2 separate regions of the Homo sapiens genome follow, and region 2 is linked to region 1. The links are chromatin contacts, found by Hi-C or POLR2A ChIA-PET in ENCODE. All regions are on one chromosome and are shown on one strand. Each heading gives the region's core, a stretch centred on a gene start or an enhancer-like site at or near the end of the contact. The rest is flanking DNA. Distances are from core to core; before and after follow the strand shown. Region 1 holds the start of PCNA-AS1 (PCNA antisense RNA 1). Region 2 holds the start of TRMT6 (tRNA methyltransferase 6 non-catalytic subunit).

Region 1 (4,562 bases), core at 1,153-3,652:
AGGTTATACGCCTAACTTCCCAATCCTACCCTTAAGAGCCGGTGTGGACTTGATCCATAAACCACTGTTCTGTGGTATGTACACGTGCTGAATTTGTATTCCCTTCTTGCAAATATAATTCTAAATTGGATGACACTTATAAATCATTCGCAGATTTCAACAGTATCTCAATTTTCAGAAATTACTTGGGATCCAATTCTGTCTACTTTTAATTTTAGCAATTAACCTAATAAGCAGTATTATAATTCTCTTCAAACTATTTTCTTTTTACTTAAAAACTACTTACAGCTTCCTCCTCTTTATCGACATTACTTGTCTGTGACAATTTAATGTTTCCATTTCCAAGTTCTCCACTTGCAGAAAATTTCACTCCGTCTTTTGCACAGGAAATTACAACAGCATCTCCAATATGGCTGAGATCTCGGCATATACGTGCAAATTCACCAGAAGGCATCTTTACTACACAGCTGTACTCCTGTTCCTATTAAGAACAAAAATTTTCCAAAAGTTAATTGTTAGAAATTTAATGATTTGGCACCCTCACTTTCTTAAAAGGCAACACCTAAACAACTCAGAATCAATATTTTCTGATTACTTTAAAATATGACTTGCGTAATTTCTTAACAAACTCCACTCAAAAAAATAAATGGCTATTAAATGCACCATCCAGGGAACAAGAGCCTCCTCCTCCTCATCCTCCAGGGATAAAGTAAGAGAACATTAGAGTATGGCACAGAAATCATGATGGCGCAAGCAGGCCTAACTACTTTCTAAAAGAAAGCAAGAGAATATATTAGGCATTTTCAACATTCAAACATTTCTTCTCTCCTTTGGTGTTTATAAACCTAACCTGGATAAATTTCTTCCAAGTCAGCTTTAAAATCCACTTAATAAAAAGCAAGCATTCTAGAAGGAAACAAATTTTAAAAGAGGTTCATGGAAGTTAATGCAAATAGACAACTGGCAGTAAACAATAAATTTAACCTGTGAGTTTTAGACTTGTGGTGAACAACTATCCAAATACTAAAATCTCTCTTTGAAACATGCACCAGTAGATATATTTCTAGAAAAAGTTGTTATGAAGTAGGCTTAAATTATATTAACATATCTTGACGGAGGAGGATCACTTGAGGCCAGGAGTTCCAGACCAGCCTGGGCAAGACTGCCCCCACGCCCACACACAAAAATGAAAAAATTAGCCAGGTGTGGTGGGACAGGCCCGTAGTCCTTCCTAGCCACTTAGGAGACTAAGGCAAGAGGACTGCTTGAGCCCAGGAATCCCAGGTTAGAGAGAGCTATATGGCACTACTGCACTCCAGCCTGGGCAACAGAGCCAAGACCCTGTCTGTAAAAATAAACAAACATTCTATGACATAACTATCGTGCCTGTGTACAGCACTCTCTACAATGAGAAACTGATACTCACTGGAATTCCAAGTTGTTCAACATCTAAATCCATCAACTTCATTTCATAGTCTGAAACTTTCTCCTGGTCTACCAAAAGAAAGCAGATGCTTTTGAGAAATACTGACACAGAGTTTTGATTTTCTGTAGCTTCGTGACTCGGTAAAAAGGTACGACTTACTTGGTGCTTCAAATACTAGCGCCAAGGTATCCGCGTTATCTTCGGCCCTTAGTGTAATGATATCTTCATTGCCGGCGCATTTTAGTATTTTGGACATACTAGAAGACAGGAGACACATGCTTTAAAATCAACGCCGTCTGCTGAAGGGCTGTATTTCGAACGCGGTTAGAAGGGGTTACCACTCTCACCCATCAGGCCGTCTCAGAACTGGTGGAGGGTAAGCGGACTGCTGGAGGATGCCATTATTAATGCAGACGTTTTGGGACGCATCTGGCAGTATTTATACTAAAATACCACCAGCAGTGTCCCTTCTGGATAGAAACAATCTCCTGCCACTAAGTAGGATGACAGGCTGCCACATTTCTCGCAAGGGCATTATAAAGCATTTAAAGTCAACCGCGACTGAGCCGGGAGGATCGCTTGAGCCCAGAAGTTGGAGACCAGCCCGGGCAACACACCGAGACCGTCTCAGAAACAAGAAAGCCACAGCTAAAGCGTCCATTCAAGGCCAACAGGATTTAGTGAGCAAAGAGCCCTGGAACAGTGTTCCTGGCACTGCGGAAAAACCCTTGATTTTCCCGCCACCACCCGCTTTGTGACTTTGGCGCGAAAAAGCAGGTTCGCGCAGCAGCCAGCGCGGGCTTTTCCGAACCGCGCGCTCAGCTGGGCCCCACCCCACTGCGTGGCAGGCCAATGAGAAGGCGCGGATGGCCCACGCCAGCCAATGAGGGCTAGGCTCGAAAGCGCTCCCGCCAAGCACCGGAGGTGCAGGCGGGCCGGGGCCGGCTTCCCGGGGCCGCGAGGCTCACCTGGTGAGGTTCACGCCCATGGCCAGGTTGCGGTCGCAGCGGTAGGTGTCGAAGCCCTCAGACCGCAGGGTGAGCTGCACCAAAGAGACGTGGGACGAGTCCATGCTCTGCAGGTTTACACCGCTGGAGCTAATATCCCAGCAGGCCTCGTTGATGAGGTCCTTGAGTGCCTCCAACACCTTCTTGAGGATGGAGCCCTGGACCAGGCGCGCCTCGAACATGGTGGCGGAGTGGCAACAACGCCGCTACAGGCAGGCGGGAAGGAGGAAAGTCTAGCTGGTTTCGGCTTCAGGAGCCTCAGAGCGAGCGGGCGAACGTCGCGACGACCGGCTGAGACCTAGAAAGACAACGACCACTCTGCTACGCCTGCAACCGTTTAATGCCGCCGCGTCCGCAAGCGCGCGCTCTCACCCTGCGCCGCGTTGCGACGTCACCACGCTGTCCAGCCCACGGCCTTGCGGGGAAGACTTTAGGGCCAATCGTGTCCATGCTCCCCGCGAGGCCCGCCCCCTAGAGCATACATTGGAGGAAGCGGGCGCAGGGCGGGGCAGCGTCGCGCAGGTCTCCCCGCCTCTTTGACTCCTGAACCCGGCCGCAGAACAAGTCCGGGCATATGTGGAGATCGGGTCCCGGTCCCGGCTCGTCAAGCCCCAGCTTTATGGTGGCTCCTCAGCCTCCCACTACGTGGGTAGAAAGTTTCCAGCCACGAAAGTGAAAGTGAAATGCAAATCAAGCCTACCGGGAGGAAAAGCCTCCTTGCAGCCTGAAGAGAGTACAGCTGCTGCAAATATGCACTTTATTTTTCAATTACAGAATTGATGCGCTCGTAGGTGTCACAAGATAAAGAGGTGAATTGTTCTGTTAAACTTAGCTCCCTATCATCCTCTTAACATTCCCCCGCCAGCTCTTATAATCACTCAATCGTTCATTGTATAAAGCTTTTAAAGCTTTTTTAAAAGTTCGAATACACTTTTTTTTTTTCAAAAATGCACTCATTCCGTAAACACTTGGAAAAGTACTTAATAAAGTACATTTAATTTTATGCCACGTACATCTTTTATCATATCAGTACCTCTTTAAAACATAGCATCACATGTATATAACATAATTTATCAATCTCCTGTTGTTTAACTACAAACACCTTTGAGCACTTAGGCAATTTTGGTGATATCAACTCCTTGAAGTAATACAGCTGAGTCAAAGAGCGTACACATTTAATATTTTTTCTTTTCTTTTCCTTTCTTTTTGAGATGGAGTCCTGCTCTGTCATCCAGGCTGGAGTACAGTGGCGCGATCTCAGCTCATTGCAACCTCCGCCTCCCAGGTTCAAGTGAGTCTCCTGCCTCAGCCTCCCGAGTATCTGGGATTACAGGTGCCTACCACCACCCCCGGCTAATTTTTGTATTATTATTATTATTTTTTTTTAGTAGAGACGGGGTTTCACCATGTTGGCCAGGCTGGTCTTGAACACCTGACCTGAGGTGATCCACCTGCCTCGGCCTCTCAAAGTGCTGGGATTACAGGCGTGAGCCACCACGCCCAGCCAGAAATTTTCAATTGTTACAGGATGGACAGGATTTGTTGTTTCTCTCTTGCTTTCTTCACACCACTTCTCTTTAGTTACTTTTAATACCTTGGTCAGCAGAATTCTTTAGTTTTTCTACCATGTATCTAGGTATGGAGTTAGTTTTATTTGTCTTGTTGAGGGAACTGAAGATTCATTTCAAGTCTGACATATTCTCAATCATTATGGCTTCAAATATCTCCTCTCCTTAGTCTATTCTTTATCTCTGGAATGCCTTTCTTTCCTTTTTTTTTTTTTTTTTTTTTTCCTAGTTCAGCTGTGACTCCATACAAGGTTCTAAGATGAGTTTCACAGTCTCTTCCCTGGATTTTGTGGAGACTTAACTTTACCCTTCTGTATCAGCCTCTTAAAGCACTGGGTCAGCCTTAAAAGGGAACAGGAAAGGGCATTTCTATTATAAGATGCCTTCAATTGTAATATGTACCATTATTTTATGTAGCACAAGCAAGAAAACTGTCAAACTTTTTTTTTTATTATTTTCTAGAGAGGGGAGTCTCCCTTTGACACCCAGGCTGGAGTGCAGTGGCAAGATGACTACTCACTGCCACCTCCAACTTCTAGGCTCGAGAGATCCTCTTGCCAC
Region 2 (4,562 bases), core at 610-3,109, 830 kb after region 1:
CTGCAAAAAAAATTAATTAGTTTAAAAAAGAAAAAAAAGAAGAATTTAAAAATGGTTAAAGGTTGGTGCAGGTATTACATTTCCGGACTAAAAGAAACATACCCCTCATAAAAGAAACTTTTTATCTTTACTAAATTAGTGCTTGTGCAAAAAGCTTGGTTATCACCAGCTTAGTGCTCTGGAGACTTGTTTCTTGACTATTTTATGATGCTTGCTTCACCTTAAATACCAGTCAACAGTTTGCTTAAACCAGGAGTAAAAGAATTCATCTGAAGTAAGTACTTATCAGAAATTCCAAATCTCATACTTCCCAGTCTGCAGAAAGCTGTTCTCCTGACATTGCATTCAACTTATCTCTGTCAAAAGTAATACAATAACCTAGCTCAAAAGAAACTGTGGCCAGGTGCGGTGGCTCACACCTGTAATCCCAGCACTTTGGGAGGCCGAGGCGGGTGGATCACCTGAGGTCAGGAGTTCGAGATCAGCCTGGCCAACATGGTGAAACCCCGTCTCTACTAAAAATACAAAAAAAAAAAAAAAAGATTAGCCGAGTGTGATGGTGCCAGAGTCCCAGCCACTAGGGAGGCTGAGGCAGGAGAATCGCTTGAACCTCGGAGGCAGAGGCTGCAATGAGCCGAGATTGCACTACTGCCCTAAAGCCTGGGTGACAAAGCAAGACTCCGTCTCAAAAACAAAAACACTGTGGTTGTATTTCTCAGATAAATTAATCCAAATATCCCAATAAATTTTCACCATTAATAAGCTCTTAGGACTTAACAACCTCACCAGCCCTTCCAGAAAGTTATCAAAATCCCACTTCTTTACTTCTATAAAACAGAGCGATACTAGCCAGCAGGTGCACAAACCAAACCTAATTTGGAGTTCTGAGGCCTTGAGCAAATTGCTTTTTAGCAATTTTCCCAGCGTTGAATCCTTTGGTGAGTAAAACGAGGGAAACTCAAAGTGATTCCACACTCTGTGGTGAATTGTCTCCTTCATCTATTCTGTGTATCCTGCTTGGGTAGAGAAGAGGATAGAAAGCCAGACTAGGTAGGAGACGTTTCATTTTTTGTGGGATAGATCCTGACTGGGGGATTAGGGAAGAAGGAGGATCTATGGTGGAAAAAAAGGGGGAACCTGAAGGAGACTCTGGAGACAAGGATGAGATCCTAAAGTGAAGAAAGGAGGGGGTGTCTCTGGAAAGACAGTGAAGATCCCAAGGTCCTAGGGAAAGAACTTCAGGACAGGTGATTAGGGTGTGGAGAGGGAGGCATTGGCACCCTAGGGCCAAGAATGGAATTCTGGGGAAGGAACTCTGTGGAAAGACTGAAAAGGATGCTGAAGGTGGACGGCCAGATATGAAATCATGGAGGGGGCTCCGGGAAAAACAGGAGGGTTAAGGGAGATTATGAGGTTCGAAGACGGGATCCTGGTGGAAAAGCCTTCTGTGACAGAAAGACCCGAGGAGACAACGAGGGCGGGGAATGGGGACCGAGAGAGCCAAGAATGGCACCCTGGCGGAAGAATTCTGTGGAGAAACCTGGAGGGAGGGGGTATCTACAAGGTGGGGGCGGGAGACCCCTAAAATCAGCGATCTGACTTACTTTCTCCGCTGGACTTGTACTGCTTTAAACACATCTTCACGTTTCAGCACCACGAAGTCGCCGTCGCGGATGCGGTGGTCTCCGGGATGCTGTGGTTGTGGGCCCGGCTGCTCCCCTGAGCCCTCCATGACGCTCAGCCGGTCGCCGTGCTCCACGGCGTCCCGCCCCTCCTCCTCGGTTGTCGCCACCGCCAGCCTCACTTCCCACAACCTGGCGCACTAGGAGCCCTCCGACCGGCACCGCCCCCACGTGTTGCACGCCGCTTCCGCTTTCCGGCCCAGACCTCAAGACCGCTTCCGGAAGCCTCTCGGCTTCCGTCTGGCCAAACTCCTTGATTGGCTGCACTCCGCCCCGCCCCTCTCGTCTTGCCGCTTCTTTGAGCGGAAGTTGGATCACTGAAGCGCCAAAAAAGAATTTAGGGGAAGACCTGATTTTCGCTTGAGGCATTTTTGCGGCGCTGTGCGCTACAGACACCTTCTGGAAGCTGCGGTGGGGAAACTGAGTTTCCCGAGCCGTTGAGACAGATGGGGTTCAGCACCGCGCGGGGACGACAGGAAAGCTGCGGCTGAAGAGAACTGCGGACTTGGCAGGAGTCGCCTGAGGAGCTAAGATCCCGGAGACTCTTAGCCCCGTGGTGCTTCTCTACGGGAGGGAGGGAGGGAGAATCCGGCCGGACAGATCTGCGCGTATCCTGGAGCCGGCCCAGTTGTGAACTAGGAGAGCTTTGGGACCTCTGTCCCAAGCAAGTAAGAACTTTAGCCTTAGGAGATGTAAATAAAGTAGTATTTGAAGAAGCACAGGTACCCAACTGTTTCTTTTTACTCTTTCTCCAGTCCTACTTCTTAACGTTTTTTTGAATTTGTTACTGTTCTCAGCATATTGTCTCGTTTGAGAAGGGTATGGCACGCAGCGTTGTTGAAGGAGCGCCTCAGCTTGGGAGGCTGAAAGTTTTATCTCTGTACTGTCGACAAACAACTTTGATCTTGATCGGTTTGCTTAATTTCTTTGAGCATCAGTTTCATAATGTGTAATGCCTAATTATTGGAGCCCTGTCATGCCGTTAAATCGTGAACTTTCTAGTTACTATCTTGTTTTATTAACTAAACCCCTTTTAAGTAAGGATTTGGGTAGAGTATTTGATAATGAATTGCACTGCAGCGTACAGGTATATCTTTATTTACTTGTATACTTAGGATATGAATCATTTTTAAGTAGACGTGTATTTTATAAGAACAGTTTTGGATTTACAGAAAAACTGCACAAAAAATGGATGTGACACTGCAGGATTGACTGTATGTAAGAAGCTATGATGATGTATCCCTAGTGTCTCACAGGCCAGAATTATGTTCATCCTGTCCTGCCCTATAATAAGAAGTCTCAAATACTGCAAATAAGTTTTCATAGAGTTAATTACCTGTCCTATTTTCATTTCTGTAATGGGGACTTGTAAACAGGTACAGTACCTGTCCTTATTTTTAACCTGTGAGCGTCTAGTATACGTAAACCATATTTAATAGTTATTAAACTATTATGGTATACCTTAAAAAGCGATAGAGATTAGAAACTTAACTGCAGAATATTTGGGTCTTGTATCATAGCTGTACAACTTTGCAAGCCTGTTTGCTACTCTTGAACCTAGAATACATTAATTTTTCCCTTTTTATTAATACATTTTTAAGAGCACTATTTTCCTTACAGTTTTGGTGAAGACCTTTTTAATATCTATCTTTTAGGAGAGATGAATGGAGAGTATAGAGGCAGAGGATTTGGACGAGGAAGATTTCAAAGCTGGAAAAGGGGAAGAGGTGGTGGGAACTTCTCAGGAAAATGGAGAGAAAGAGAACACAGACCTGATCTGAGTAAAACCACAGGAAAACGTACTTCTGGTAGGTGAGGTCAATGATTGTTCAATTTTTTTCACTTAAGGAAGCAATTCACGTCTATCATACAAGGCGGTTTATCTCATACTTCAGTTTGTCTTTTATTTCATGCTACTCCTTAGTAAGTATTTGAACATTGATGTCCCAGATTTTTACTAAAACCCCTAATTTGGATACTCTATTAATGAGAGTCTCATTTGGAAAGAGAAGCATATTGGAAAAATGTTCACTCTGTTTCTACTAACCTAGTATTTTATTTTTTTCAGAACAAACCCCACAGTTTTTGCTTTCAACAAAGACCCCACAGTCAATGCAGTCAACATTGGATCGATTCATACCATATAAAGGCTGGAAGCTTTATTTCTCTGAAGGTAGGGTTTAAAAAGTACAAAAAAGCACCATAAATCATATTTTCTTAACTTGTCTTTGGATGCTACATCTTGTATTACTGTAATTCATTTACTAACATATACCTGCTTTAATCTTAGTTCACCCAAACAATTAAATGATGTTTATGTTTCAAAAGCATTTTAGACTTTATATCAGTCAGGAAAGCAGAAACCATACTAGGTATTTCAAAAAGGGGACTTAATACAAGAAATTGGATACAAAAATGGAAGACTGAAAGAGCAGAAAGGAAATATTGAGGTAACTCCCCAGAAAGTAGTAATTCAGGAAGCAGCAACCATCCTTATGGCTAAGAGACTAAAAGAAGTTCTGAGGTTACCAGAATGTGGGAATTCAAAGGTTGGAGAGGTCACAGCATAGCTGTTATTTTGACTTTTGAGGGGCACCCTACAAAGCTATGCTTGGACTTCTGAAGGCTACCTTACAGAGCTGTGCTTAGACCACTAAGGCAAATGAAGCTGGTTGCCACTGGTAACTGAGGGGGCATGACTCAGTGGTGCTTGGAACTGGAGGCTAGCACTATCGTTATCTTCTGCAGCTGCAGAGATGCTGAAAAGAGTTGGAAACAAGAATAAATTCCTTTCTCTTCCTGCCACCTTCCCGTCTCTAAAGTGCCTTCAATTGGCAGAATTTAAAGAGAATCTGAGACATGTAGGGTACAGATCTGAAT

The links. Hi-C counts contacts between places; a loop is a spot of excess contacts on that map. ChIA-PET counts read pairs that join two places held with the same protein, here RNA polymerase II (POLR2A). Pooled maps may share reads with other maps.
Region 2: a loop to region 1 is called in a map of CD4-positive, alpha-beta T cell, with 9 times the contacts of the local background. The contact joins the promoter of TRMT6 here to the promoter of PCNA-AS1 in region 1. A Hi-C loop is called at or near these places in 6 of 168 maps with a recorded cell type or tissue (CD4-positive, alpha-beta T cell, CD8-positive, alpha-beta T cell, OCI-LY7 and 1 more), 16 of 37 single-sample maps with no recorded cell type and 18 of 50 pooled maps. POLR2A ChIA-PET finds 5 or more read pairs at or near these places in 7 of 52 experiments (Caco-2, H1, HEK293 and 4 more).

What each region holds. Positions count from the first base shown.
Region 1 is chr20:5,117,184-5,121,745 of GRCh38, forward strand. PCNA-AS1 (PCNA antisense RNA 1) reads left to right here and starts at 2,403. Exons shown (of 1, transcript NR_028370.1): 1 at 2,403-2,786. It overlaps PCNA (proliferating cell nuclear antigen), which reads right to left and starts at 2,775. Exons shown (of 6, transcript NM_182649.2): 1 at 2,395-2,775; 2 at 1,586-1,683; 3 at 1,427-1,494; 4 at 287-481. The coding sequence starts at 2,615. It overlaps LOC124900464 (small nucleolar RNA SNORA26), which reads right to left and starts at 4,356; the gene lies at 4,234-4,356. RefSeq lists enhancers at 1,349-2,229, 1,969-2,118, 2,230-3,110, 2,559-2,728, 2,859-3,308 and a silencer at 2,309-2,368.
Region 2 is chr20:5,948,674-5,953,235 of GRCh38, forward strand. It overlaps TRMT6 (tRNA methyltransferase 6 non-catalytic subunit), which reads right to left and starts at 1,860. Exons shown (of 11, transcript NM_015939.5): 1 at 1,605-1,860. The coding sequence starts at 1,732. MCM8 (minichromosome maintenance 8 homologous recombination repair factor) reads left to right here and starts at 1,979. Exons shown (of 19, transcript NM_032485.6): 1 at 1,979-2,350; 2 at 3,338-3,490; 3 at 3,751-3,855. The coding sequence starts at 3,343. RefSeq lists an enhancer at 1,856-1,995.